3 separate regions of the Homo sapiens genome follow, and regions 1 and 3 are each linked to region 2. Evidence: read pairs that join two places in POLR2A ChIA-PET (ENCODE). Cell type or tissue: PC-9. All regions are shown on one strand. Links, peaks and the distances in the headings refer to the core of each region. The heading gives the core; the rest is flanking DNA.

Region 1 (10,431 bases), core at 2,583-7,582, 51 kb before region 2:
TCCTTCTCAGCACAGGACTATACTCAGCCACAACCAATCAAGTGATGAAGATATTCCACCCCCTCCCCATCTCATTAATCCCTATTCACCCTCACTCAACCCAAGGGAAAAACAGGGTCCAGAGAGTTGGGGTGACTTGCCTAAAGAACTGAGGGGCCCTTATTCCATAATGACAGCCTCTAGGTACTGCCAGCTTGCCACCCTCGGTGCAGCCCTGTCAATTATGGGCTTCCCAAATGGAAAGATTGGGACTCAAGGTCCCATCCTCTCCCCATTCCCACGCTGGCCCCTAATAGTGAACCAGCCGGCTGCTCTGCTGCCCTCACCAGAAGGTGGCTTTCGTAAGGGCTGCGGGGGAGCAGTCTTGCTCAGCAGCGGAGGTGTCCCAGCGCAACAGCAGCAACCTCTCCGCAGGGCTCCCAGCTGCCTGCCCGCCCCTTCCTGGGCCTCTTGGCTGGGCTTTCCTCCCAGCCTGAAAACCTGGCTCCAGCCACCCACTGCCCACTCATCACAATTGGCCTGCAGTGACTCAGTCTCCTTGCTACCTCCTCCTCCCGTCTTCTGGCCCTGGCGTCCCCCAGCTCTTAGGAGCCTCTTCAATAGTGCCTTTGATCCTGGCTGCCGAGGCTCTTTAATGAGGACGGCCTGCTGCCTTCAGCAATGGGATGGCAGAGAACAGCTTCTGGGAGCACAGTGACGATAACAGGGTGAACATAGCCCTGATGCCCCCCAGCCTCCCCCAGATGACCAAGGGCCCTGAGCCCAGAGGCCCTGCAGGGAAGACAGGAAAGCTGCTGAGATTTTTTGGGAGGTGCCTGCCTCACCCAGCAGCACTGGGCCTGGACCGGAGGGCATTTTCATAAGGGCACTTTAATTAGGAAACAAGGCAGCTAGCCAGCGGGACTATGGGCCACACCCGGTGCCATTAGAGGCCTCCGTGCTCCCGGGCCCAGCCCGCCTCTCTCGCCTCCACCCACTCCACCTCCTCCCTAGGGTTGTGGGGAAAGGCGGTCCCCGAGCACCCCTGCTTGCCTCCCCTATCCTGAGGCCCCTGGCAAGGAATGGAATGCCGGATTTCTCAGGTGTGGTTTCTCAAGCTGAGTTTTGGATCTCAGGCTGGAGACAGCTGGCAAAAGCAGAGAAGCCACCCCCTTGGGCAGTGGCCAGAGCGGTGGCCACCCCCATGCTGGGCCACAGGAAGGAGAGGGCATCAGTGCCTCTGCTCCTGATGCTTCATGCCCCCCCTACCTCTCTCCACCAGGAGCTACCATGATGAAGCTCCTGCCTGGCAGTTGGCTTGTTTGTCCCCTAGAGGCTCCAGCTTAAACCCAAACTGTGCTGTTCCAGGCACTGTCCCCAGCAGGCAGTGTTCCCACAGCCACGATGGGCAGACTCCGAGCTGCCCCTATCCAGTCCCCTGGGCTATCTACCCCAAACTCAGGAGGTGGGCAGAATACACCCTTGAGACCCTCAGCAAGTTGGGCAGGGACCCACGCCCACTGACCTGGCTGAGCCTGGCTATGGCTGAGCTACCGAACTCCACACTCCCTCCCTGTGGGGCCTGGGCAAGTCACGGGTCTATATTTCCTCCTCTATAAAATGGGACAATCCACAGGAATCTCCCAGGGCTGTCGTTATGGTAAACAGAGTCATGTATGTGAATGTATCAAGCACAGGGCCTGACTGCAGCGTTCAGTAAACTCACGCTGACCTTGTGTAGGCTGAAGTCCTCCCCACAGTCTAACTGGCTGTGTGACTGGGCTAGCCACTTTGCCTCTCTGAGCCTCGGTTTCTTAGTCTTTGAATGGGTGAACAGAACACATTCTCTTATAGATGCAGAAGTGCTTCATAAACTATGAAGGGCTGCCCAAGTCCAAGATTAGTCATTATTATTTTTCTCTTTTCCTTTTTTTTTTTTTTTTGAGATGGAGTCTCGCTATATCACCCAGGCTATAGGGCAGTGGCATATCGGCTCACTACAACCTCTGCCTCCCGGGTTCAAATGATTCTCCTGCCTCAGCCTCCTGAGTAGCTGGAATTACAGGCACACACCACCACACCTGGCTAGTTTTTGTATTTTCAGTAGAGAAGGGTTTTGCCATGTTGGCCAGGCTGGTCTTGAACTCCTGACCTCAGGCAATCCTATTGCATTGGCCTCCCAAAGTGCTGGGATTATAGGTGTGAGCCACTGCACCCGGCCCAGTCATTACTTTTCTAATGAATGGCCATACTTCACCTCCCTCCACCCTGCCCATGAGGAAAGGCTGGGCCATTCTATCCCAGTTCACCCGATGGGACCCTGGTGACATTGGGCTCACGTGGCCTCACACGGGCTGCCTGCCCTGAGGCTCAGCTCTTCCCTGTTGCCTGTCAGCTGCCTCCTGGACAGGGCAGTACCTGGCTGGCCACTGGGCGGGGAGGACAAGAGGGGATTGGGATGCTCAGTTCTTCAGCAGGAGGGTCTTTACCCATCTGGCAGCTCCTCTGCTGGGTTGGGAATCAACTCCTCGGGAAAAGGCAATGTTGGGGCAGGGTGGGGACCTTGGTGACTCTGGAGGCAAGTGGGTGCCAGCTTGGCCAAGCTCACCCTTGGCTCCTCCTGTCCTTTCTCTGAAGAGCTCCAGCAGGGCTGCTTGGGATGTCGCTAGCTGTGTGACCTTGGACAAGTCCCTTCCCCTCTCTGGACCTTCCTCCTCTGAAAGGACGCTGCCCAAGACCACGGCTTGTCCTGCTGCTCTCAGGTGCTCTGGAGTGGAGGTTCCAGAAGAAGCATAGAGAGCTGGCCACACAGCTCAGGAAGGGGCCAGGCTTCCTGGAGGAGCTACAGGGCTGGGCTTGGAGGAGGAATGGGTGGTCTTGGGACCCTCAAGAAACAAAAATGGCTGAGACCACCAGGTCTTCAGCCCAGAGTCTCCCAATTTGTGAGCCCTCTCTTTCTGTCCTGGACTTGGCCAGCAGGTGGGCAGAGACAAGCCTGAGGCAATACAGATTCCTGTATCCTAGGAGGGGAGTGGGGGGCCCTGCATCTGCCCTGCCCTGGCCCAGACTGAGGGCACCCCATGTGGCACTAGAGAGTGAGGGAACCTTACTCAGTGGAAAGAGCCCAACATCCGCAGGATAGAGTCTCGGCATCGATAGCTGTGGGGCCTTCAGGCAGGTGATTTTGTCTCCCTGGCCTTGGTTTCTCCGCCTGTAAAATGGGCTAACAGTCCCTAGCCTAGAGGATAAGTAATGCCTTAGCTCCTGTGCACCTGGCATCAGGTGAACTCTCAAAAACAGTTCCCAGTGAAAGCACGTGTTTCTTGGGCATGGCACTTCAAGCCTCTGGCCTCTGTTTCCCCACCTCTAAAGAGGGTATCAGAACATTGCCTACCTCCAGGAGCTCACATATATCAAACGGCTTTAGCACAGGCAGGTGCCTATGCACAGCACGGATTCTAGGTGTTTGTGGAAGCCACTGAGCCAGATGACCTGAAAGAGTTCCCTGCACACCTGGCCACAGCCTGCAGTGATTCCAGGGAGGGGACAGAGGTTCCTCTTTGCCCTACAACAGGCGCGGTTGTTTCCTCACTCCTTGTCAGGCCCCAGAGGGCTGCTGGGCCCCAAGCCATGGAAAACATCTTCCAAACCCACACAGCACCTCCAAGGAGCACCTGGCATGTACATCTCTCCACGGTGAGAATTCAGTCCAGGCTGGTGCAGCTCACCACCGAGGCGCTCCTCGAAGATGCTGTGTGGGCTTGGCATGCAGGAGGAAGCTCACCACCCAGTCAGGGATATGCCTTCTTGCCAGGGGCTGGGAGGGGAGCCCATTTCACAGATGGGATACACTGAGGCACTAGCAACCTATGTGACTCGCCTGGGTGGGCCTGGAGGGGGAAGGGGGCAAGAGAGGTGCCAGGGGTCCTGAGACATCTGAACTGAGGTGGGCGTCTCTTCTTCCCTTCGGCTTTCTCTCAACCTGAACTTCCCTATTCACTTACCTCCCACTTACCCTTTGAGGTAGGCATAACGGTCCCATTTAAGAAGACACAGAGAGAGGCTCAGGAGAGCTGAGTGGTGGGCCATGCTGGCTGGAGGACATCAGTGGAAAGGAGCTAGGTGGGATCCGGGGGTGCTCACCCCTCAGGGCCCAGCAGAGCCCCAGGAAGCACCTGCTGGCTCACAGAGGGAACCCAGTGGGGCTGTGGGTTTCCAGGTCCCCCTTAACCCTCCCTTACCAGGAGGGTCGATGCCAGCTGCTGCACCCCTTCCTCTGGGCCCCGCTGTTGGGGCTGTCCCAGCCTCCTCCTTAGCATCCTCTTTAATCCCTGACCATGACTGTCGTCTTCCTGCACCTTCCCTGCTCTGTGCTCACCCTCCTGCCCACCCTGCCCAAGGTCTTCCTCTCCACTCCACACCGGCTGCCGTGTTCTTGTGACATCCCAGGGTTCTTGTCTCAGCTCAGTAACTAACATGCTGTGTGACCCTGGACAAGTCCCTGACCCTTTCTGGGCCCCTGCTTCCCCATCTATCATTGAGGGGGTTAGGTGAGAAGCTTGGATGTTCTAAGAATATCAAAACCCACACACCAAATGCACGGGCAGGTGTGCTGCTAGGCCTCTGGGGCCTTGGGCTCCTGGCCCACCTCTTGGCTCCCTTCTGGGGGCCCTGGAGAAGCCAGTCTGGGGACTGGGCTGCCAGGAAGTGCCACCCTCTGCACGCCCGAGTCCCCACCTGGGCTCCATCTGCTCTCAGAGCCTTCAGCGCCTCTGCCTCTGGCCTCTGCCCAAGTCCCCTCTGTTCCCGAACCTATCCTTGCCCTGAGGCAATGGTGGTTGCCCCTGTCACTGGAGCCAGCTCCTGGCAGAATTATCTCCCTCCATTCGAGCTTCCATTAGTCCATAAGTACACTGGGCCCAGGCAGGGCACTGGGGAGACGCGGCAGCCATAAATCACCATGGCTCTCCTGAGCCCAGCTGCCAATGGCCTGAGAGCTCTGCTGGCTCAGCGGAGGGAGGCTCCCTTCCTGGAGGAGCTGGGGCCAGGGCTGGGAGTGGCTGTGTGAGTGGCAGCAGCATAGGGGTGTGGCGGGTACTCGTCCACTCACCTGTTCACCTCTGGGGTATGACATTGTGACAGCAGTGCCACAGCTCCATGTGCAATGTCACCTGGAGATCTTCCAAAGAAGGGGCTATGGTAGGGACCTTGACAAGTCATTGCAACTCAGAGCTTACAGATAAGTTTCCTTATCTGTAAAATGGGTGCTCATACCAATCTCACAGGGTTCACAGAAGGATCACTGAGAACATGCCCCCGCCCAACCGAACAAATGTCCAGCACGGAGCCTGCCAGGGCGTATGACTCAATACATAGTCGATTTCCTCCCCACCGTGGGGGCTCAGAGCAGGCAGTGGCAGCTGCTTGCCTATGTTTAAAGCCACAGCTTTTACACTATGCTCTTGCCTTTTGTTGTTGGACAGAGACAGCCCTTTGGCTTCGGATGCAAGCTGCTGGAGGCCAGACAAATCTCAGCAGAGCTTGCAGAAGTCCAGAGCCACTGTTTGGAAAGGGTGAGAATTCAGTCCGGGCTGGTGGAGTGCTTTTGGCTTCCTCTGTGAATGAAGTTTGGTTGAGAAAATTAAATGAGATCACAGGGGTGATATTAAAAGAGCAAATTACTTTAAAGGGCTTCCGCTCATTCCAGATCTGACTGGGGATGGATGGCGCTAATTACGAACAAGGAGTGGCCTCTTAGTAAAGCCTGTCCCTAAAGCCCGGGGGTGTTTCTAAGTTAGGGACCCTGGAAGTGAGAGCCCCAAGCTCCTTTTGTGTCAATTCACATTCCCTCCCCCCATAATCAGTGACAGCCGGTGACATTTGGAAGTCTGGGCTGTCTAGGAAATACTTCTTACCACCCTGTGGGCCCATGAACAACTGCTGGGACTTCGGAGAATGACAACTTGGTGACGACACTTGCATCAAATCCACAAAGCAATCTAGCAGCGTGTATGAATGAGGGCGTGTCTTTTTACCTAGAATTCTACTTTTGGGAATCTCTCCCAAGGAACCCAACCAAGCTGTGAGCATGGAGATGTTCAACGCAGTGTTATTTACCAGAGTAAGATACCCAACAAAGGGAGAACTGCTTGAGTAAATTAAAGTATATCCCCACTGTGGGTTCTTCTCGGGTATTAATGGCTAATTATGAAGTCTATGTAATTATACGAGAAAGATTCATGGAATAATGTTAAGTGTAGAGGCCTGAGCATGAAATGAAACCTGTAAGTATGTGATGACATCATAAAACAAACCTGGGCATGAGCCTGAAAGGAAACACACGAATATGCAAGTAGTAGTTGTGTCTGGGTGGGATTAAGGGTGATTATTTTTCAGAACTTAGTTCCCACCATTTGGGGAAATATGGCAACATTATCTGGACTGTAGAAACAAACAAACAAGCCACTTCCTGGACCCAGAAATAGTGGAGAAAGGGTCAGTGCCTGGTGTTGTTTCTAAGGGCGCCAGGCTGCTGTTCTGGAAGCAGGACCAATGGTGGAGGCTCACCACGTGCACAGCTGGAACCTATGGGGGCCTGGGTGGTGGTCATCCACCCTGCTCAGTGCACCTGTTGCCACAGGAAGGCCTCTCTGGGGATGTCCCATTGTTCTCCAGCCAGGAGGAAGGTGGGAGGCGGGAGAATGGCTGGTTTTAAAGCCAGGAAATAAATCTCCCTCCCCCCAACCCAGCCTCTCCATTCAGGCCAGCTTATTGATGGGGACCCAGGGGGCCTGGAGACAGTAAGCCGACTTCCCAGGACTCGTGAGAAAACCTCCCCAAGCCAGGCCCACACTGTCGTGTGGACTCTAGGGGCCTATCCAGAGGCTTCCTCTGGCCATTTCCTGGCATTGTCAGCCCTATGCCCCCCACGACAGCAGGACGCCAGGTACCCATGGTCCCAGAGCCATTTGTGCTCCTCCTGATCACCACAGAAGGTTGGGGCCCAGGCCCTGAGTCAGATAGTGGGTAAAACAATTACCACGAGCCCTTTCAGAACTGATAGTCTTGTGACGGGAGAAGACTCCCGCCAGCCCCAGTAGGGCACAAAACCCCCTCTGCTAGGCGTAGGTAGGAAGCCACAGACATTTGCATATAATTTACATTACTTTGCATAACCACCTGCTATAGGGGAAAGAGCATTGAACCAAGAGTCAGACTTCGGAGTCCAGTCCCAACAATACTGCTGACTTGATGTGACGTTGAGCTCATTTTTGTCCTCTCTACTAGGCATCCGTTTCCCCCTGTGCTGAGTTGGGAAACTGGACTGCTGGTTGGCGAGCGTGGACCTGGCTAAAGGTTGATGGAGTTGACATGATATAGTGAGCAGGAAGGACACGCCTGGAACCAGAAGGGGGTCCCTGGGACCCTCCACCTTGCAGCGATCCCCATCTTAACAAATGCTCCCTGAACACCTCCTGGGAGACATGCGTGAACCAGCTTTCCTAGTGTCCTGCGGACCCCTGCTCCCCTACTGACCAGGGGTACAGTGTCCACCTCTCACTCCCAGGCTATGGGGATCTCTGGGGAGGAGGACCCTCACACCCCCACCCAACTCTCCTGCCCCTCCTCCCCTTGGCAGCCCTGGCGATGCCAACAGCTTCTGACACCCTGGAAATGCTTTCAGCCAGGAACCAGGGAGCTTGGCAGGGGAGAGGGAGACAAAGCCCCAGCTTGCCCTGGGACTGAGTGGACTTAGCACACAGACATACACCCCACCCCCACTGTGGTCAGAACCAAAACAATGCTGGGGAGCAGTGACATCAGATGCGCCTGGCCTTCCCTGCCAGCCTGCCCACCTGCTACAGGTATTTCCAGGGCAATGGACGAGGAGAAGGTGGAAAGAAAGCCTCATTCCCAGGAAGCTGCACTGCTGCTGCTCCTCCTTGGGCATGGTGTCGGGGGAAGGGAAGGACACCCAAACTCGGGTACTGTCTACTCCTGGGCCTGGGCCTTGCAGTAGGGTGGCCAGCATCACTAAGACCAAGCTACGGGGAAAGGAGGTGGTGGCCCCCTTTAATGGCAGGGCTGTGGCACTTCTGATACTCAGTGCTGGGGAGGGTTGGGCCTTTGGGGTTCCCCCGAGGTTGGAGTCTGCAGCAAGGAAGTGTGAGAAGCAGAGGGTGCAGACCCAGAGTCCACAGGTGAGGAGGTGAAGTGTGGAAATGAGGGGAGGATTTTAGAGGTCTGAGCTGCAAGGAAGCAAAGAGCTAAGAGGGATGGAGGGAAATGCCTGGGGTCCTGAGAAATGACCAATGTCCTGGACACAGGTCCTGGGGCTTGTGCTCTGTCTCTCTTCTCTCCTCCTGTCCCTTGAGCTCTCTAAGAAAACCCCCTCTTCTCTGTCCTAACCCTCAAGCCTCACCTCCCCATCCACCGTCTACTCTCCTGGGGAGACCCGAACAGACTGCCAGGCTGAGTCAGGTCCTGGGGGTCTCTGGGGCTCCTGCTGTCACTCCCTGCCCGCTCTCTGGAATGGACTTCACTGCTACCAATGCCTTCCCTCTCCTTGCAGGTGCCGTCTCACAAGGCAGGTCTCTGTGAAGGGGTCTGGCCTTGGGCAAATCACTTCACCTCTCTGAGTCTGTTTCCTTCACAATAAGATGGGAGAAATGATGCCTACCTCATAGGGTTAGGGTTGCTCTGAAGAATAAATGAGGCAATGCATTCAACAAGCTCGCGCAGTGCCTGGCACATAATAAAAGCTGAAAAACTGCTAGTGGTTGTCATTATTAGCAATCTCTCCAAGCCCAGGTTTCTTTCCTCTTTTGTACAATGCAATACCAGTCCCGCCTTCACAGGGTAATTGTGAGATGAGAGGAATGAGAGATTTGAAAGCGCTCTCACAGAAGCAGGCAGTGAGGTGGAGGGCGTGGCTGCTATTAACTGCAGGGCTCTGGGACTCATGGCAGGACACTTGGTAGGCAGCAGGTCAAACTCTATCCTGCTCAATGCAGAGACACAAAAGGGAGCCACCCTCACAGCCTGGTGCTCTATCACGCTTCCTGCTGCTCAGGCCCAAAGTTAGCCCATTTGATAGATGGCAAAACAGGCCCAGAGAGGGCAAGAGATCAGCCTAGAGTCACTGTGAATGATCAACTATATAGGGACTAGACCTGGAAAAATAAAATTCAAGATTCAGATACCACTGAAGAGCATGTTAACTGTCCCTTCACCCATTTTTAAAGCACAGGCATTTGGGAAAATATTGTAATATATATATGTGACACTTATTTTTAACCCAGATTTCAAATCACTTTTTTGTTGGAGGAGGTGAAGGGGAACATTACACAGCACTTCATTTACTTACAAAGATGTCACACCTGGTACACTTAAAGAGGCAAAGTCCTAGAAAAGCAAGGTCAATTTGAGAGGAAATAAAATCAATGACTTGAGGTATACATCTCCAGCCTGTGGGTTTTTTTCCTGGGGGAAAACAACTTAAAGAAAAATAAATATCCTCAATTCTTCCCTGTGTGTGCTTCAGCCTGTGGCACTGAGACTCTCACAGGAGAGGAATTATCTTGGTTCATTCATTCCCCTATGTGGCAAGGGTTTCAGATATGGACCGAGAAGACCCCTTCTGGGTCTTTGCAGGAACCATGTATACTCTGCAACTTTAATCACTTTGTCTGCAGGCATGAGCGAAACGATCTCCAGAGACAGCCAGCATTTAAAAGCAAATTTATTAAAGTAGACACCACCTTCCTGACACAATGGCACATGATGGATTCTTATTTCCCATTGTGGAGCAAATGGAAAATCGCTCTTGCAGATGGGGAGATAAACTGTGCTCTGGGGCCTGCAAGTCTGAAGTCCAGGGTGGCTGCCAGAAGAAAATCCAATTTGCCTTTAAATGCCATGTACAGCGTTTCTATTGTACCTACCACCTACTATATCAAAAGGTGAAAGTTTAAAAGTTTAAAAACCGCATGAAGACATACAAAGACTACAGCTGTAGGAACCAGTCTCAGAAAGACACATCATCAGTTTGTCTATCCAGGCTTTGAAGATTCTACCTTCCTTACCCTGACCTCTGACAGGGAAACTCCTTTGGAAGGAGTGAGGATTCTCTAACCATCCAAGCAAGCAGCGGGGTAACCTCTGACAGATTACCCACTCTGAGTCCTAGTTTCCATATCAATATATTTGGAAGACTGAAATAAAACAGGGATAGCAATACCTTGGTACAACTACTACCATGGCTGAGCCCATGACAGACATCACTAATTGACCCAACTGAGCCAGATCTGAGTCTCTGAATCAGCACATCTCCTGAAAGTCATCACTGTTTGTTCAGGATTGGTAGCAAGAGGAGACCTACTTGCCATCCCTGAACTCAGTGATCTCTAGAATTCCTTCCACCTCTAGCATGCTGTAAGTATTCCCCTCTTC
Region 2 (10,431 bases), core at 2,718-7,717:
CAAGAGTGCAGGCTGTCAGTTGAGGCCAGGCAAGGGGCTTCAGAGGGAGTCAGACTCCCCCTGAGCCATACCTTTCCCCGGGATGGGTGAAGAATGGGCAGGGTCCCTGCCTGGGGGATGACACATTAGGATAGCAGGATTAAGATTTGCCAGGGTGTTCCCAAACCGAGTGCCATGGGCCTCACAGCAAAGGCATCCTGCTGGGAGTTAAGCATGAGGACGAAGCAGTGAGTTGCTTGAAGTCAGGTGCCCTGTGTTCCCTGTTCCCCATGATATATCTAGCACTGAAGACAGTTTCTGGCATAGCAGGGATGCAATCAACCTTGGTTGAGTGGGTACATCAATAAGGCTGGGGGGAAAGGGGTTGATGGTCAAAGGGCCTAAGAGTTGCTATGTGAGCCCCACCCTCCCCTCCCCTCTATTTCCTGGGGTCTGGGGGTTCTGAGGCTGAAAGTAGGGCAGGCTTTGTGGCATAGATCTGCTTTGAAATCAGTCCCAGAGCCAGTTCTCACCCTTGGTGGGGACTGCAGATGCTTCCAGCGGCTACCATCACTTGTCTCAAACCACAGGAGTGTGTAGGAAAGAGTTCTGGATCTGGAGGGCTGTGGCCCTAAACCTGGGGGCTGCTCTTACCTGCTGGCGGATCTTAAGCCAGTTACTGAAACTTTCCCAGCGTCAGTTTCCTCAACTGTAAAACAGGAATAATAATTACTTCACAGTATTAAGAAGAATAATAAGGCCAATAATCTGGCTGTATAAAAACCGCCTATTTGATAACAATTACGATTTAAAAGCAGCTGTAGGGGCTCCCGGCAGGAGTGGCTGCCGGCTTGGGGTTGACGCCTCCCGCTCCGTCGGGACCGTGTGCGCGAAGGTGCCACCAGGCGGCGCGCTGCCGCTTACGCCTCCCCGTGGCCGCCAGTCTCCCTCCTCCGGCGATGGGAGAATTGTCCTGGCCCCACCCCGCCTGGGGCCGCCCTGACAGAGTCCTTGTCCCGGGTTGTCAGGGGAAGTGGCACTCAGACGACTCCGTTTGCAGGATCTTGAGTGGGAAGGCTTGGGAATGAGTTCACGGTGCCTCCCCTGAGTCGTTCGGTCCAGAACGGACCCCAAAAACCTGGACCCTGGAGAAGGGAAGCGCCTAAAGCTGAAGTCCTTAACGCTTTACCATCTCTTTGTAATAATATTATCAGAGCTAAGGTTGAGTGCTTACTATATGCCAGGTACTATTCTAAATCTCTTCGGCCGGGCACAGTGGCTCCCGCCTGTAATGCCAGCACTTTGGGAGGCGGAGGCGGGCGGATCACTTGAGGTCAGGAGTTCAAGACCAGCCTGGCCAACATGGCGAAACCCCATCCCTACTAGCAATACAAAAATTAGCTAGACATGGTATCGTGCTCTGTTAATCCCAACTACTCGGGAGGCCGAGGCACGAGAATCGCTTGAACCCAGAAGGCAGAGGTTTTCTGTGAGCCGAGATCGTGCCACTGCACTCCAGCCTGGGCGACAGAGTGATACTCTGTCTCAAAAAAAAAAAAAAAAAAAAAAAAGTACCGCTTTAAACATTTTAAAGTGCACAATCCAGTGGTTTTTAGTATATTCCCAATGTTGTGCAGCCATCACCACTACCTAATTGGAGAACATTTTTATCACCTCCAAAAGAAACCCCATACCATTAACCCCATTCTCCCCTCCCCCAGCCCCTGGCACCCACTAATCTACTTTCTATCCTATTCTGGACATTTCATATAAATGGAATCATACTATATGTGGCCTGGGTCATTAAACTTGGACTCTTAACCTCTACTAAGTACTGTGACAACCTTCTTCCTTCCATCCTTCTTACCCAGTCTTTTCCACCAACCCCTCCAGGGTCTTCTCACTGCTGTTCAGGCAATGCAAGCCGTTGGTCACAAAAGCCTTGGGCTCAGGCAGATCCGGGTTCAAATCTCAATTCTGTCTTGGACATTATAACTTATTTATCGCCTCTGCTGTCACCTTCTCAAAATTCTTTTATTGTTGTAAATGTTTAAAAGGCCATCTTTTCATTTTAGAAGAGTTTTAGTTTTACAGAAAAATTGCAAATATAGTACAGAAAGTTCCCATATGCCCCTCACCCAGTCTCCTTAATTATTAACCTCTTACATTAGCATGGTACCTTTACTACAATTAATGAACCACTGATACATTATTATGTGCTAAAGTTCATTCAGATCTCCTTAGTTTTTACCTAATGTCCTTCTGTTTTCTGTTCCAGGATCCCATTCAGGATCCCACATTGCATACAGTCATTGTGACTCCTCAGGCTCCCCTTGGCTGTGACAGTTTCTCAGTCTTTCCTTGTTTTTGATGACCTTGACACTTTTGAGAATTATTCATTGGGTATTTTGTAGAATGTCCCTCAACTAGGATTTATCCATTTCATAATTCTTAATAATTTGGAAAAAAGGGCTCTGATTTCCACTTTATACTGGGCCCTGGAGATTATGTATCCAGTCCTGCTTATGCTTTATGGGGCAGAGAAAAGGCAGGCTGAGCCAGAGCTGGCACATGCAGCAGGCTGTAGCTAGCATGCCCTGGCATTGCCGGGGGTGGGGATTGGGGGGCTTATCTGAGTGGGGGATGCTGGAAGCTAGACCTAGGAGTGAGAAGGAAACCTTAAACATGGAGAACTCAGGAGGGAGTCCAGGCAGAGCAAACCACGTGAGCAAAGGCCTAGAGTTATGTATGTGATGGTATGGTCAGGAGGTGGCCACATCCTCATACTGCCCCTCAAACAGCACACCAGAAGGCCAAGAAGGGAAAAATCTCTACACAAGGGCAAGGCCTGCAGTGCTAGAGATGAGATTTGATTCTGTAAGAAACAGGAGTCATGGGTGCTGATTGAGCTGGAGAGAGGCCTCATTGGAGCTGTGCCATGGGAGCTTCCTTGCAGCTGGATGTCAGGGCAGACTGAGCAGGAGCCAACAAGGTGGCCACTGCATGCTCCTGGGACAATGGGGCCTTGGCCCAGGGATTCAGGTGGCAGAAAGTAGGGACTCTGCAGAGGGAGAAAGAGTTCCCCAGATTTGGTGCCTGAGGGAGGGTGGGTACTTAGGGATGGAGGAAGGGAGGGGAGCTGGGTCGAGTGGCAGAGGTTGCAAGGAGAGACATGGTGAAAGGAGGAGGATGGCTGGGCTGGGGAGAGGGTGGTGGATTTGGGTTTGGACTTGGTGAGTTAAAGGTCCCTGTGGACTTCCCAGCACATAGCAGTGAGCACAGGACTGACTGATGCTACAGGAGTGGTCAATATCTTAAGAAATAAGCATGCTAGCTAGTGTATGCTGGGTGTATTAGTCAGGGTTCTCCAGAGGGACGGAACCCATAGGATATATGTATGTATATAGGGAGAATAGGCTCACATGCTCACAAGACGAAGTCCCATGATAGGCCGTCTGCAAGCTGGGGAAGAGAGAAGCTGGTAGCAGCTCAGTCCGAGTCCGAAAGCCTCAAAACCAGGGAAGCAGATGATGCAGCCTTCAGTCTGTGGCCAAAGGTGTGAGAGCCCCCGGCAAGCCACTGGTGCAAGTCCCACAGTCCAAAGGTTGAAGAATCTGGAGTCTGATGTCCGAGGGCAGCAGGAGCCAAGGGAAGCATCCAGCACAGGGGAAAAAGAAGGGAGCTAGAAGACCCAGCAAGTAAGGTTATCCCACCTCCTTCCTCCTGCTTTGTTTTGGCCACACTGGCAGCTGATTGGATGGTGCTCACCCACATCGAGAGTGGGTCTTTCTTTTCCAGTCCACTGTCTCAGATGTTAATCTCCTCTGGCAACACCCTCACAGATACCCCCAGAAACAATGCTATATCAGTCTTCTAGGCATCCCTCAATCCAATCAAGTTGGCACCTAATATTAACCATCGCACAGGCAACTATAGCAAGCTAGAAACCCTGCCAAGAGCTCCGTCTGAGTTAGCTCCTTCATTCTCCATGATTACCCATGAGGAGATGTTATGATTTTCCCCATTAAAAAGTAGTTCTCATTGCTGGTATCTTTTAAGCAGGACTAGAAGCCATTAGTATGTACAGAAGTTCCCCACCCTTATCTGCGGTTTTCCTTTCCATGGTTTCAGTTATCCACAGTCGAATGAAGTCCAAAAATATTAAATGAAAAATTCCAAAAGCAAAACAATTCATAAGTCTTAAATTCTGTGACTTTCTGAGTGATGAAATCATCCCTTTGTCCATCCCTTTTAAAAATGGGAAAACAGACTTGGTTTCCCTGCTTAGCTAGAAACTGAGGCTAGAATCAAACCTAGGCTGTTGGCTTCTAAGCTTATATGTTAAACAAACACAAGACGCTGCCTCTTTAAATCCCCTGTGTGTAGTTCTTTTATCTTAATGACATGATTTCCCACTGATCATCTCAATTGTTCCTAGAGGCTGGTGTTAATCATGGCCTATGACAAAGGAAACCACAGCTCCAAAAGGGAAAATGACTTGTCTAAGGTCAGCTGGTAAGTACTGACCCTGAGCTTTTAGACGCACATTCTTATGACTAGTCCACGTTACCAACCTTTTCAAGGTTCTGCCTGGACTTACGGATGGGGAGTTATCTGTGTAGGGGGATGAGGAAGGGCAGAGGCTACATATAGTCTAACAGGGCTTAAAATAATGAGATAGTCCTATTAAACTTTCTCACTCTCAATTGTTTTAAACATTCCAATTTAAATGTATTCAGGTAAATATCAAGTTAATTTGTCTAATAAAAACATCAGGCCACTTCACATTTGTCCTAAAACTACAATGAAACACCTTTTGACATATAAAAATGTCTTTTGCCATTTCAAATATATTCAATTTCAGCATTGTGCATGTGATACTTCCAGTATTGTTCATGTGTCATGGACCCTTAATCAAATTAAACACAATATTTATACTATCCAGAGAGTACAAGATAAAGTAAATAATTCACTCAATGGGATTAATATGTAAATCAGCTTTATTTACAAAACACTAGCTCAAGAATTATAATACTGTGAAGCTTTCATTTAGGCAGAAGTGTAATCACTGAAGGTATAGCACTTCCTTAAACTAAAAATGAGAGATAATTAAAAATAAATTTGGAAGAGACAAAATTCCCACGTTTCTTGTTGTAGTTCTGGATTTTCAGTAGCAGGCTCTTTTGAAAGCTGAGTCAGCACTGAAGATAATTCACTATTATTTTCAGGATAAATGCCAAAGATATCTTCCAGTGGCAAGTATGCTGAAGGTGATTCACAGATGCTTTCTGAAAGACCAGGAGGAAGAGGAGGTCCCCGTGCTGTGGACTGTCCTCCTGGATACATTGGCTATAAAGATCTTTACTGAAGGAAGAGGCAGAGGAAAGAAACCCTATAGCAAAGTGGAGTATGCGTGTGTGCGGGAGGAGAGGTAGGTGAAAAACTCTTTTCTGTTGTCTTCTGACTCCTTGATGAATGGCCGTATGGGGAGTGCCCCTTGTCAAATATCCCATCCTTCTTGAAATTTCAGCAGCCAACCTCTGGTTTAGAATATTTAGATTTCTCTTTGTTCAACTCTTTTGTTATCAAATCGATTTCTTCTGAACTAAAAGTTGGATCTGGTTAGCTTTTTATTAATTGCTTCTAGATCTGCTGTTCCTAATGACTCTTCATCATTGCTGGCATCGTGTAAGCAGGACTCAAAGCTGTCACTATGTGCAGAAGTCCCCCCTTATCCAAGGTTTCACGTACCCACAGTCAGCTGAAGTCCAAAAATATTAAATAGAAAATTCCAGAAACAATTCATGTCTTTTGTTTTTGAGATAGGGTCTCTGTCACCCAGGCTGGAATGCAGTTATGTGAACAAGGCTTACTGCAGCTTCGACCTTCTGGGCTCAAATGATCCTCCCATCTCAGCTAAGCCTCCTGAGCAGCTGAGACCACAGGCATATGCCACCACACCTGGCGATTTTAATTTTTTTTTTGTAGTGACACGGTTTCACCATGTCACTCTGTGACACCATGTCAGTCTGTGGCCAAAGGCCTGAGACCGGTCTCGAGCTCCTAGACTCGAGCAATGCTCCTGCCTCAGCCTCCCACGGTGCTGGGATTACAGGCATGAGCCACTGTACCTGGCTTTCAAAAGTCTTAAACTGCGACTTTCTGAGTACAGTGATGAAATTTCACACCATCCCACTCTGTCCCACCTAGGACATGAATCATCCATTTGCCTAGTGTATGGACACTGTCTACCTTACCTGCCTGTTAGTAACTCAGTAGTCATCTTTATTATCAGATCCACTGTGGTGGTATCTTAATGCTTGTGTTCAAGTAATTCTTATTTGACATAATAATGGCCCCAAAACACAAGAGTAGCAATGCTGGCTAATTGGTATAATTGCTGTATTTTATTATTCATTATTATTCATCTCTTACTGTGCCTAATTTATAAATTAAACTTTTTCATAGGTGTGTATGTATAGGAAAAAACAGTATATAATAGGGTTTGGGACTATCCAAGCTTTCAGGCATCCACCAGGGTCTAGGAATGTAGACTCCAGGTTAAGTGGGGGGACTACCATATGCGTTTGTAGAGATAAGAGTTCTCTCTTAATATGGCGAAACTTTTTAAGAATTCTACGTTTTCTTTAAATTAATTTTGTAAGTTGTATGTTGAGTTATTTTTAAACAAGTGACAACTTCTGCTCCAAATTGAGAAAGCTGTGAAAAATTCAGTGATTGTTGCCCAGAACATTATCACCCAAGGACATGTAGGAAACAGGACCTAGGCTGATGCTGGCTGGGGAGTGTTGACTGTTGGAATGAGGGGAACCCAGTGGTGGAGAAGGTCAAGGACAGGAAAGTTAAAGAGCTAGCATACCCATGTTCCTGCTCTGTTTCCTCTTCTCTCTCTTTTTAGAAAGTTGAATGAGGTGTGATTTACATACAATGAGATACACAGGTCTAAAGTGTAAGATTCTATGAAATTTGACAAGTAAAGACATCTAGTAACCACAATCCTAACCAAGATAGGAACATTTCCATCATCTCAGAAAATTCCCTTGAGCTCCTTCCCAGGTAATCGTCATCCTGCAGAGGCAGCCACTATTCTGATTTCTAACATCATAGGTGAGTTTTGCTAATTCCAGAACGTCACATAAATGGAAACAGATAATATGTACAGTAGTCCTACCTTATCTACTGGAGATGTATTCCATGACCCCCAGTGGACACCTGAAATTGGATAGTATCAAGCCCTCTATATATAGTTGGCCCCCTGTATCTGTGGGTTCCTAATCCATGGGTTCAACCATCTGCAGATCAAAAGTATTTTTTTAAAAAAGCAATAGAAAATAACAATAACAAACTACAAATTTTAAAAATACAGTCTAACAACGGTTTATATAGCATATACATTGTATTAGGTATTATAAATAATATAGAGATGTTTAAAGTATATGGGAGGATGTGCATAGATTATTTGTGTTAACTTTAAAAATCATGAGATCTGTAAATATAGAAAAGGTGACTTTATTTCCTGTAAAAGGTTACAGCCTGTGAAGTGGCCATCCTGCAGGCTGGAACGCATAGCCTCAGGCAAAGACCAGAGTCTGGCACTTTGAAGGAGGAGGGGTTGGGGTAGCAGCTTTGTATAGAAAGGGTTGGCTAAATATACATATTCAACAGGTTACAGGGGAAATTATGAATATTCATGAGGGTAGTCCTGAATGCAGGTATATAGAACATGCATGTAACATACAACCCATGTTCACCTTGGGGTGGAGACTTAATATTTAAATGTATTACAGTAAGGCCCTATAAGTCAAAAGGCAGGCAGAGACACAAAGGCACTCAACTCACAGCCTCTGTAACTGGGCCAGAACCAGTCCACGGTCAGTGGTCTCCTTAATCAGAAGGTTACTGGAATCAGCAGTCCAATCAAAGCTATAGTTGTGGTGGAACAGGGGCTGGGGTCATTTACTCAGCATCTGATGGAGCTACAAATTGTGTTAATCTTGCTTATCTCCAGGCCAGTGCTTGTTTAGCTGCTAGAGAGAAAGAAAAGCCTGTGGCAGTTATAACACAGCTTCTCCTTTAAGTGTAGGGGGTATGCAACTTAACATATTTCTGGCATGGCCTAAGGTCCTGTTTATAATTTGTTATCTTATTGCCACAAAGAGTCTGTTCTGTCAGTCTTACAGTCTCTATTTTAATATCAATGGTGGTCAGTTGTTGTGTCTAAACTCTAAAAGGGAGGAGGTATAATGAGGAGTGTCTGACCTCCCGTCCTGTCATTTCCAGGAACTCAGTTTTTAAGGCTTTTCCAGGGTCCCCTTGGGCAAGAGGCAGTCCATTCAGTTGGTAGGGGACTTAGGATTTTATTTTTAGTTTACATATGCAAATACTATGCCATTTTATATAAGGGACTTGAGCAACCATAGATTTTGGTATCCATGGGGGCTGGGGAGGGGGCTGTCCTAGAACCAATCCTCTGAGAATACCAAGAGACAACTTTCCTATAGATACATATCCACGAAAAAGTTTAATTTATAAATTAGTTACAGTAAGACAACAAATAATAAGATGGAACAATGATAACAACATGCCAGCATCACTGCTCCTGTGTCTTGGGACCATTATTAAGTCAGAGAAGGGCTGCTTGAACCCATGCACTGCAATGTAGTACAGTGGATCTGATAACCAAGATGGCTATGAAGTTAGTAATGGGTTCGTCACATATATAGGATGGGTATGCTGGACAAATGGATGACTGAGATTTCATTACGCTACTCAGAAAGGTGTGTGTGCAATTTAAAACTTGCTTGTTGTTTATTTCTGGAAATTTTTCTTTTTTCTTTTTTGAGACAGAGTCTCTTGCTCTGTCTCCCAGGCTGGAGTGCGGTGGTGCGATATCAGCTCACTGCAACCTCTCCCTCCTGGGTTCAAGCAATTCTCCTGCCTCAGCCTCCCGAGTAGCTGGGATTACAGGCGTGTGACACCACAGCCAGCTAATTTTTGTATTTTTAGTAGAGATGAGGTTTCGCCATGTTGGCCAGGCTGGTCTCTCTTCTGATCTCAGGTGATCCGCCCATCTCGGCCTCCCAAAGCTTTGGGATTACAGGCGTGAGCCACCACGCCCGGCCTGGAATTTTTCATTTAATATTTTTGGACCCCAGGTAACTGAAACTGTGGACATTAAAACTGTGAATAAGAGGGGGCTACTGTGTACTTTTCATTTTCGTCTTTCCAAGTTCAATTTGGGTCTTTTTAATGTCTTTCATGTCTCTGACTTTTTAACAAACAGAATACATTTATAAGAACTGTTTAAGTTGACAATATAAGAATTGGTAAATTTTTTATTGACTGATTACTCCATGAATCGTATTTTCCACTTCTCTTCAGCATGGTAAATTTTGATTGTCTAGCAGACATTATGAATTATCCTTTTAGGGTGCTGAAAATTTTGTTTTTCTATAAATATTCTTGAACTTTGTTTTGGGACACAATTAAGTTACTTGGAAAGTTATTCAGGTCTTGTTTTTGAGATATTTTTAGACAGGACCAGCAGTGTTTAGTTGAGAGCTAGTTATGTCCTGTCACTAGGGTAAGACCCTTCTCAGTGCTCTACCCAATGTCCATAACTGTGAGGTTTTCCAGTCTGGCTGGTGGAAGGAGGCACTGTTCCCAGCCCTGTGTGGGCTTTAGACACTGTTCCCTTGAATCATCTCAAGTGGTTCCTTGCCGATCAGTACCCTGCTGGCTAGTCTATGGGTGCTCTCTGCAGATCTCTTGAGTCCCTCCTCTGTGCCATCTTCTCCTCTCTGGTGCTCTGTCTTGCAAACTCTAGATGCCTCAGTCTCCCTGGACTCTCATCTCTATCTCCTCAACTCAGGGTGTCTACCAGGCTCTACCTGAAACCCCCCTCTTGCCCCAGTACCCTGGAAACTCTAAAACAGTATGCTGGGGCAATCATAGGTCTCCCTCATTTGTTCCCATATCTCAGGAATCACTGTTCTTCACTTTTTGATGTCCAGTGTCTTGAAAAGCATATTTCATATATTTTGTCATTTTTTGTTACTGTTTCACATGGCAGGGTATATGCAGCCCCCGTTACTGCATCTTGTCTAAAAGCAGAATTTATTTTCTCTTATTAGAAAATTTACAAATTTACAAGGCCAGGCACAGTGGCTCATGCCTGTAATCCCAGCATTTTGGGAGGCTGAGGCAGGTGGATCACGAGGTCGAGTTCAAGACCTGCCTGGCCAACATGGTGAAACCCCATCTCTACTAAAAATACAAAAATTAGCTGGGCATGGTGGCTAATCCCATTACAGTGCCTGTAATCCCAGCTACTCCGGAGGCTGAGGCAGGAGAATTGCTTGAACCAGGACCCAGGAGGCAGAGGTAGCAGTGAGTGAGATCGTGCCATTGCACTCCAGCCTGGGCTACAGT
Region 3 (10,431 bases), core at 972-5,971, 400 kb after region 2:
TCGAGGGAGGGAGGGTGATTGGATCATGGGGGTGGTTTCCCCCATGCTGTTCTCATGGCACTGAGTGATTCTCATGAGATTTGATGGTTTTATGAGTGTCTGGAAGTTCTTCCTTCGTTCTTCTCTCTGCTGCTGCCTTGTGAAGAAGGGGCTTACTTCCCCTTCACCATCCGCCATGATTGTAAGTCTTCTGAGCCCTCCCCAAGCCGTGTGGAACTGTGAGTCAGTTAAACCTCTTTCCTTTATAAATGCCCCAGTCTCAGGGAAGTTCTTAATAGCAGTGTGAAACGGACTAATACACCCACCATTGTTGCTATCCAGGCTGCACAGTCACTCCTAGCAAAACATTAAAAACTGAGAGCAGCTGTTTCTCAAACACTGAATAAATATAAACTTCCTTTGACAAAATAGCTTTGAAGGCAGGGAGACAGGTCTCTACCCAGGAATCATTGTGTGGCCTCAAAATAGCTTTGAAGGCAGGGAGACAGCTTTCTACCCAGGAATCATTGTGTGGCCTCCAGCAAGTTGTTGTAACTGTCCAAGCCTGGGCTTCCTCCTTTGTAAAGCAAGAATTAACAACTACCCTAAGACTGCTGTGGCAATTGTAAGAGATGTATGTGTGTGCCCATCACATATGAGGCCTGATCCACCATAAGCACTCAATAATTATTACTATTATTATTATTATTAATTTATAAAGACAATGCCTCACTATGTTGCCTAGGCTGCTCCTGGGCTCCAGTGATTCTCCCACCTTAGCCTCCCAAAGTGCTGGGATTACAGGTGTGAGCCACCGCGCCCGGCCAAGAATTATTGGTCTAACACCCTCCGCATACATCCAGGGTGTACTCAAATAAGATTCCAATCTGAGCCGTGTGATTGACTAAGCCCAGCCTAGCCCTCTCACATTGTTGCTGGAAGCTGGTTTCGATCCCCATCAGGACCTGATCCTAACAAGTTGATTAGTCCTTCCAACGTGCCCCTTGCCCTCTCTAGGGCATGCTAGACCTTTGCAAGGCTTGTCTGAGAGCTACAGATCTACTGTTTTCCTGCAGGTTTTATTGCTTGTAGATCAGTAAGTCCTAAACCAACCAGATCCAACACCCCTGTTTATAACAAATATTGTTTTGTAACTCTCTTTTACTATCTTGAAATCAATATAGCACTATAATTTTAAAAGGGAATGTCACGATAAAATCATACATGAAGTTGGCAGAGGCATGGACTTACAATGGATATGTTTGCATTACAGGAAGGCAATATTTAATTGAATAGTGCTGTCACTGCTTTCTTTATATTTGACATTTTGACATAAGGACTAAATTAGGCTATTCATAGAATTAGATACAATCATCATGGATAGGAAAGCTGCAGATGCAGACCAGTATAGAGGTAGTGTCTTAGTGACTCAATTACTATGTGAGCAGCATTGCCATGGATGATGTGATTTTACAAAACTGTGGCTTAAGGTCGATAACGTTTCAGACAAAATGCAGGACAATTTACACACAGCTCTCAACATGGTAGTTGTACTCCAGGTAGGTTGTGCAATAAAATCATGTGTTCTTTTTTGTTGTTGTTGTTGTTGTTGTTTGAGACAGAGTCTCACTCTGTCGCCCAGGCTGGAGTGCAGTGGCACAATCTCGGCTCACTGCAACCTCTGTCTCCCCGGTTCAAGCGATTCTCTTGCCCCAGTCCCCCGAGTAGCTGGGATTACAGGCGCCTGCCACCACACCAGGCTAATTTTTGTATTTTTAGTAGAGACAAGGTTTCACCATGTTGGCCAGGCTGGTCTCGAACTCCTGACCTTAGGTGATCCACCCGCTTCAGGATTACAGACATGAGCCACTGCACCAGGGTGTTTTTTTTTTTTTAAACGTACATGTAAAGTGAAGTTGATTATGGCTCATGTGCCTATGAACTAGCTTTTCACCTCTATGAATATTCTGACAGTACATTCAAAAGATGTACAGGACTCAGGACAATTCTTCAATGTGATGGGATGCATCCCTCACTAAGAACAAAGAGGGACCTGCCTGTTGCCCCTGCCTGCAGCACCTGGGGGAGAGAGAAAAGTCATCATGGGCCTTATTTCTGCCCCAGGGACTGCAGTATTCCCCTCACTGAATGCCAGAAGCACCAGCCTCATCATTATGACAACCAAAAGTTTTTTTTTTTTTAATTTCCAGGGTGCTCCCTAGGGAGCCCAGCTGCCCCAGTGAGAGCTTCTCTTGTGGACTGATGACAGGGATACACTCCAGCACAAGCAGCATTTTAATATCTACAGCTGAGGATTTGTCAAGCTAGAAGGGACTTAAACATCATCCAGGTGCCCATCTAGCATGGATAGTCAGCATCTCCAAGGAGCCTTTCAAAATCCACATGTCAGGGCCCTCCTGCAGATGGAAGGAATGAGGTGTGAGGCCCAGTCATCTGTATTTTGTACATTCCCGGATAAGAGCTGCAACATTCTAACCATTCTCATCTCTTTCTAAGTCTTGGTCTTGCAGCTAATGGGGGCAGAACCTAGAATTCCTGACATTCCAGCCCCAGAAGCCCAGACCCAGAAAACACAGTGAAGCTTGTGGGTTCTTGTGGGGCTGTTGGGACGCTGTGCTGTGGGGCTTTGGATGCACCATTGACTCTCTCTGGGCTTCAATTTCCTCATCTCAAAATTGGGTAGAGAGGGGAAGCTGTTCCACACCTCTGTCAGTCTAGAGTTCTCTTTGGCCCACTGGGGTTCCCCTTCCCAGAATCTTCTGTTTGGTAACTCCATCTGTCTGTCTCCAGGTGCCCAGGAAGGGCCCTCTGTCTTGTGGTTACTTGGTCAGGGAGTGTTTGTCCTGGCCCTGCTGTGAAGGATGAACATGTTGCCAGAGGGCCAGGCCCTCTCCTGAGTGTTGACACAGATAGGACATGATGAAGAGGCCCAGCCTTATATAAGTCGTGGGTAGACAGAGGACCAGTGGGGTAATTTCAGCCCTTGGCCCAGGGTTGCTCCTTGCCTGGCACTGTAGAACTGGTTTCCAGGGTTGACTCAGAGGGGCTGGGCACCACCTGTATCCTCAGCTCAGAGGTCAGGGTAGCCGGGGGCGGGGGGGGGGCACCCTAATTCACAAGGGATGAAGAGCTTTTTATGTCTGAAAACTGAATGAAAGGAATTTCCTCTAGTCAGTGACTAAGGACAGAATATTCTCTGTGCTTGGGGGAGTGACCTAGGCAGAGGGATCAAGGACAGCTTGAGCTGAGAACACAGCAGGAGCAGGAGCTAGCCAGGCAGAGAGGGGCAGGAAGAGCGTTCTGGCTGAGCAAGTGCGGAGGGCCAGTGTTGGGGCAGGAGAGGCCAGGCCAGTGTGGCCAGAGAAACAAGCCTGAGGGGGACGGAAGGCAGAAGCTGGCATGCAGGTCAGTAGGGGCAGGCATGGCAAATACACATGCCTTCAGGGGCCCAGGCAGGCAATGTGACTGCTACAAATTGGGAATGTAGGCTTCAGGCTACATTCATTCAACATGCATACAACTATTCAATGCCAGGTTGCAATATTCAGGACCTGGGATGGATCATTGAGCAAAACAAAGGGCCCTGCCCTCATGCAACTTACATTCCAGCAGAAGGAGACAGACTAATAAACAGAATAAATAAGTAAACTATATGGTAAGTTAGGAGATGCTTGGGGCTATGGAAAGAGAGGAAGCAAAGCAATGTAAGGGAAGCACAAAGTATGGGGTTTAGGACAAGATGTCATGGATACTGCAATTTTATTTATTTATTTATTTATTTATTTTTTGAGATGGAGTCTCGCTCTGTCATCCAGTCTAAAGTGCAGTGGCGCCATCTTGGCTCATGCAACTTCCACCTCCCAGATTCAAGCAATTCTCCTGCCCTAATCCCAAGTAACTGGGATTAGAGATGCACATCACCACACCTGGCTATTTTTGTATTTTTAATAGAGACGGGGTTTTACCACATTGGCCAGGCTGGTCTTGAATTCCTGACCTTGGGTGATCCACCCGCCTCAGCCTCCCAGTCATGAGCCACCATACCTGGCAATTTTAATAGCATAGTAGGGTAGTTCAACATCTCAATTTTCCAAGGAAAGACAGAAATCTAGATTTTTAAAAATTCTCTCAATTTTAAAATTATGATGTCCTAAGAGCCTGCCAGAGTCAGAGATTATTCTCACTCTCTTTGCAAGGGCTACTTTGGTTCTTTATGTTAAACAGTGGGAACAGTTCAGCACTCCAAGAAACAGAGCCCACTTAAAGGGCTTGTCATTTACCCCTAGACTCAAGCTTCATATGTTACCAACAATGCTTTTCAGCCATCTGTGGAGAGTGCTTCCTTTTTCCATACACCCAAGTTGCTCAGAACTCCCATTTTCTTGGGGCAGACACAGGGGTTGCCTGCAGCCCCTCTCCTTGACCAAGCTCTAGGGGAAGCACTGTTGCTTCAAAGGGGAATAATGCAGTCCCTGGGGCAGAAATGAGGCTGATCATGACTTCTCTCTCTCCTCTAGGCGCTGCAGGCAGGGGCAACAGGCAGGTCCCTCTTTATTCTTAATCAACAACAGGAAATAGAAAGCCAGCATAATTCTGGATAAAAACAGCCCATAATTTTATAGGACTATGTGGTTTTCTTGTCGCAATGTGCATAATTTATCTTGTGACCACAATGTAACTCACTGAATCACCTCTGTTTGTTAATTCCATCTTTTTCCTCCCAAGATAGAAAGGGGGAAAAAAATCTCTAGTTGTATGGTATTGGTCAAGAGATCTAAAAGATCATAAAGTGTAATACGACCAAGGAACTCCCAGAACTTTGGGCAACTCATTCAGTTGTTTTGAAGATTTTTTAAAATTGGGATACATTGTATGTACAGACAAGTCCACAAATCAAAGTGTAGAGCTAGATGAATATTGACATAGTGAACACCATTGTTCAGCACCACCCAGATCAAGAAACAGAATGTCACCAGTTCAATTGTTTTTTAAATAAATGCAAATGCAGATGGCAATCCTCCTGTCTGAGACCTCCCAGTCCTGTAGGAAACAGTGTTTTGATCTTCATCCAAAGAGCAACAGCCGTTGAGGTCTTTTCAGTCAAGGGACTGACAATATCACATTTGTGTTTTAGAACAATCCGTCTGCGTGGTATGGAGAATGGCTAGGAGAGAATTCATATGGGCAGAAAAGGTACTCAGCAAAGAATGAAAATAGTTGGTTCTAGGGTACAACAATGGCATAAGCTTAGAAGACAGACCTTTGGAAAGTGACAGAACAGATTAAAACAAGACTCCCAAAGCCACAGGCTACCCTGTGCCTGGCAAGCAGGCTCCCACATGTGCCCTCAAGCCAAGATTCCCAGGGAAGAAGTCACATTCAGAGCTCAGGGCAAACTAACCCATAGCTAGTGGGCTACACCTTTAACTTGTTGCAGCTGGATTGCGGTACCTCTCCCTTAACCACAGGATTCTTTCTGACTTGAAGGTTGTTTGGCAGAAGTAACCAGTAGAGTAATTGTGTTCATGCTGATGCTATTTCAATTTATCCTAAGTGCTATGGGTTGAACTGTGTCCCCCAACAATCCATGTGGTGAATATGGCCTTACTGGAAAATAGGGTCATGGCAGATGTAATGAGTTAAGATGAAGTATTACTGGAATAGGGTGCACCCCTAGCCTAATATGACTGGTGTCCTTATAAAATGGGGCAATTTGGACAGACATGCATAGAGGGGGAGCACCATGTGAAAATGAAGGTAGCAATCAGAGTGATGACTTTATAAGCCAAAGACCATCAAAGGTTGCCAACAAACCACCAGTAGCTAGGAGAGGGCCATGAAACGTGTTTTTCCTCATAGCTCTCAGAAGGAACCAGCCCTGCCAACACCTTGATCTCAGACTTCTATCTTGCAGAAATGGGAGACAATCCATTTCTGTTGTGCAAGCCACCCAGTTTGTGGCACTTTGTTACAACAGCCTGATTAGCAAGCTAACACAAATAGATTCTCACGCTAGCCCCAAACCTCAGTAGGTTGGCAATGGAGGAATGGGAAGGGCAGGGTGACATGACCATTCTCAGTGGCCTCATGTGCCCACTGACCACCCAAGTGTTGGGGCAGTGGTGGGGACTTGGAAGCCTGCAGAGCCCTCCAATAGCTGCTGCCAACTGTCTTTCTGGGAGACAAAGCAGCCTCAAGCTAGTCCTTGTGGGTCTGCTTGAGGGCACTGCTACATTCAGTTTTAGGGTATAAACCCACACCTGCCACTTAGGGACAGCTGTTGCAGGAGGTGCTGCAGAGGAAACCACTCACTCAGACATATTTCAAATGCCCACTCTTGCTATCCACTATCCATTGAATTCAAGTGCGTCAAATGTTTAAACCATGTGCCCTGGCTGCCCATCCAAACATCTAACTCAACATTCCTAGCTACTGCATCATCTTAGAACAAACTCAACTCATTTCATTTGAATATTCATATGAATCCCTTCAATACAGACATCATACAAGTCCTTTAAAACAAACTGTTTATAGCTAGTAGCCATCTCCTGACCTCAGCTGTCCCCCTCCAGGGAAAGCTTACAAAGTTTCTAGTTGGGAACAGAAGGCCCTTTGGGACTTGCCCAATGTTGTCTCAGGACATGACCTCACAACAGTAAAAACAAGTCAAAACCCAAGGCCTACTGGCAGAGAATCAGTTAAAGGACAAGCATAACTAAGTCAGCAGAGGTTACCTGGGCCTCACCCCAGCCTACATGGAAAGCACTTACCTGGTAAGCGCTCCGTAAATGGTAGCCCATAGCAATAATCATCTGTCAGTGGCTGTATTGATCTATCTGTGAATCAGATCATATCTGGAGAAGATAACCTTGAAGGGAAAGACACCATAAGAAGCCCAGTTAACTGAATGCCTTTCTTGAACTTGGCCACAGTGACCTCTACGATCAGCCGCTGCTTCTCTCCACCTTCATCTCCCCCATTTCCACCTCACTCTCAGACTTTATGTCCCAACTATACTCACAGTGACTATCTGGGATACTTTTGAAACTAAGGACATATTATTAAGTTTTCTGGGACAACAAGCATAAATTGGTCTGTTCTAACAATCTGAGTCTTCTAGTCTCCCTAGCCATCTAGAACAACTTAGAGTTTCCATAACATGCCCTGGGCTTTTATAGCTCCAGACTTTTGCATGTGCTATTCCCTTTTCTTGGAACATCCTTCTCTCCTTGGTCTACTTTGCAACCTTCCCCAAGACCCCTAGGTAGGCTCGAATTCTCTTTTCCTGTGTCTCCATTTCCCTAACACTTAGCACATTAAGTCTTAATTTCTCTGGCTCCCTCAAGACCAGTAACCACTCGAGGATGATATTATGTCTTTTCACCTGTATGTTCTCTAATCTATTCCGTGTTACAGACATTCAACAAATGTGTGTCTAATCAATGATTTTGTGGTTACCTGGAAAAGAAGTGGGTGTCAGAACTAACCACAAATGTCTGAAGAGTTGTCATGGTGAAGAAGGCCCAGACTTGATTCGTGTGGCCATAAAGGATAGAACAAGAATACTAACCAGAAGCCTCAAGGAGGCATATTTCAGCTCAATATTAAGAAGAACTTTCTAGGCAAGAGACCTAAACAGAAAATGAACGGGCAGCCTTGAGCAGTAGAGAGCTTGTTGTCATTAGAAGTGTTTAAATGATAAATGCTAACAAACCCTTGGTAGGAATGAGGCAAGGATTCAAGCATGTAGTAGATGAATGATCTGAATAAATACCTGAGACTCTATGACTCACTTATTCATCCGTTCAATGAATACTAGGCATCAGGCACTGTACCAAGAGCCTGATGAATTAACACAAAGCAAACACACCCATGTAACCACCACATAGATCAAGGCCCTATTCTTGGTAGTGAACAAGGCAAATGTGGTCTCTGACCTCTTGGAACTTACAGGCTTGCAGAAGAGATATATAAAATTGTAAGAATTATTGGGTACTAAGAGAGAGTACAGGAGGAGAACTAGGTATGGGGACCCAGTTTTGTTCCCCTAAGGCCACTTTGTTCTATGACCTTGGATGTTCTGGAGAGCTCAGGCTTATTCTCTCTACTCTGATGCCTGCTCTTCCAGTTGGGTGGCCTTCCTGAATGCTGGCTTAGACCAGTCTATACCTGTCAGCTCCAGAGCTGTGAGTCCTGGTCAGATGACAGGTAACTAGGTAACTTTGATCATCCCAGGGGAAACAGGTGAGTGAGCCATGTGGGGTCTTTAACCATGCCTCCATTCTTTCCTTTTCTCTTTTCTGAAAGACCATCAGAAGGCTAGTCATGCAGAGCTCAGGACAATAAAGGCACAAAGAATGCTATGATAGATGTACCCAAAGAGCCTGGCAAAAATTCAAACTCTCGGAGCAGCCAACCTTCATCAAAACACTCAATGGTACTGGCCGCAATCCAGAACTCCATGCACAAAGCAAAAAAGACATAGCAGGTGAGCCAACAGCATGTGGTCACAGGATTTTCTCCTGTACTCTGATGGGGAGTGGCATCAGGAAAAAACAGCAGCCATTCACACAACATTAGCTTGATCTTGGTAAACACTAATAATTAAAAAGCAAATACTATGCATCATACCTTTACTGTGGATCACACTCTGTGCTAAATGATCTTATATGCATTATCTTATTTAATCATCAAACAGCTACATAAAGTTAGAAGAATTATTATTTCTATTTTACAGATGAGGAAACTGAGGTCAGGAGTTGTCAAAATTTGGTTTAAGTCACATAGAGAATGGCAGGCCTGAGTAACTCTGGAGCCCAGGCTTCTGGCCTCCGTTCTGTGGACTCTTTCATGAGGTTAAATGAGAGCCCGCCAAAGCAGAGTGAGTTGAAATGAGCTACCCTCTCTGACCTCCAAAGGCAGGTGAGCAAGTCCTCAGCACAGTAGCAGTTTAGCAAGACAGTTCACTGCATAGGCAAAGTCAATAGGAAAACAACAAACTAAAAAAAAGTATTTTAATTACTCGTATTACAAAGCGATAATCTCTCTAATACATGAATCCATCTATCCGTATACGAACTAACAAACCAATAGAAAAATGAGCAAAGGTCACAAAAATGCATACAAATAGCATTTAAACACATGAAAAGTCAACCTCACTCAGTAAAGAAATGCAAATTAAAGCTACACTGGCCAGGCATGGTGGCTCAGGCCCATAATCCCAGAACTTTGGGAGGCCAAGGCGGGTGGATCATGAGGTCAGGAGATCGAGACCATCCTGGCTAACACAGTGAAACCCCATCTCTACTAAAAAATACAAAAAATCAGCTGGGCATGGTGGCATACGCCTGTAGTCCCAGCTACTCGGGAGGCTGAGGCGGAAGAATCACTTGAACCTGGGAGGCAGAGGTTGCAGTGAGTCGAGATCGTACCACTACACTCCAGCCTGGGCAACAGAGGGAGACTCTGTTTGAAAAAAAAAAAAAGCTATACTAAGGAAGCACTGGTCTCCTACAAACTTGACAAGCTTGTGGGATGCCCTTAAACATGTAACGTATTTGAAAAGAAGGAAAGTCAATGATGTAAATATCTATCTCAAGAAATTATAAAAACAATAGCAAACTAAGCCTAAAGAAAGTAGAAGGTAATAATGAAGAGGATCAACAAAATGAAAAATTGGTTTGTTAAAAATAACTACTAAAAATAATAACCCCTGGCAGGATTGATAAAGAAAAAAGAGAGAAAGGGATGAGAGAAAGAGAGAGAGAGAAAGAGAGAGAGAACAAATTCAGTCCAATATCAAAAATGAAAAAGAAGATATCACTATAGTTCCTAGAAACAAAGATATGGTCTTTATGCAATAAATTTGAAAATGTAGATGATATGGAAAAATTCCTAGAAAAACACAATACATGCCAACACTGAAATGACAGAGATATTGTAATTATCTGACAAAGATTTTAGAGCAGCCATGATTTTTTAAAAATTGCTTCAGTGAGAACTTAGGAACACAAAACAAATGAAAAAAATAGGAAGCCTCAGCAAAGACATGGAAGCTATAAAGAGCAAAATGGAGATTTTAGAACTGCAAAATACAATCACTGAAATAAAAAGTCAATGGATGGGCTTAACAGCAGAATGGAGGAGGTGGAGGAAAGAATCAGTCAACTGGGAGATAGAAATTAACCAATCTGAAAAAAAAAAAGAAACACTAGACCAAAAACAAAACAAATTAGAACAATACAAAAACAGAACCTCAGGGACCTGTGGAACTATAACAAAAGATCTAATATTTGTGTCATCGAAGTCCTAGAATAATAAGAGGAAGAGGATAGGACTGCAAAAGTACTTGACATAATGGCTGAAAAGCTCCCAAATTTCAGAAGAGACATAAATCTACAGATTCAAGAAGATGAGCAAACAAAACAGAAT

Evidence for each region. Peaks named below come from ENCODE experiments on the same cell type or tissue, not always from the same donor. Only the 100,000 strongest peaks of a DNase experiment are listed, where the experiment ranks them.
Region 1: POLR2A ChIA-PET joins it to region 2 with 5 read pairs; 15 of 35 experiments call an interaction of 5 or more read pairs at or near these places.
Region 3: POLR2A ChIA-PET joins it to region 2 with 6 read pairs; 2 of 35 experiments call an interaction of 5 or more read pairs at or near these places.

The regions. Positions count from the first base shown.
Region 1 is chr10:71,250,877-71,261,307 of GRCh38, reverse strand. All of the region lies in intron 1 of UNC5B (unc-5 netrin receptor B), which reads right to left. LOC112268061 (a long non-coding RNA gene) reads right to left here. Exons shown (of 2, transcript XR_002957083.2): 2 at 1,899-10,431. Among named protein-coding and RNA genes, the nearest start is that of UNC5B-AS1, 38 kb to the right of the region's middle. RefSeq lists an enhancer at 759-1,611. In PC-9, for the core only: no CTCF peak of the experiment used is centred there; DNase peaks (open chromatin) are centred at 4,997 and 5,297; H3K4me3 peaks cover 837 bases; H3K27ac peaks cover 1,955 bases.
Region 2 is chr10:71,199,694-71,210,124 of GRCh38, reverse strand. No RefSeq gene overlaps it. Among named protein-coding and RNA genes, the nearest start is that of UNC5B, 7.7 kb to the left of the region's middle. RefSeq lists a silencer at 795-854. In PC-9, for the core only: no CTCF peak of the experiment used is centred there; no DNase peak of the experiment used is centred there.
Region 3 is chr10:70,801,991-70,812,421 of GRCh38, reverse strand. No RefSeq gene overlaps it. Among named protein-coding and RNA genes, the nearest start is that of SGPL1, 8.7 kb to the left of the region's middle. In PC-9, for the core only: no CTCF peak of the experiment used is centred there; DNase peaks (open chromatin) are centred at 3,081 and 4,691; H3K27ac peaks cover 2,399 bases.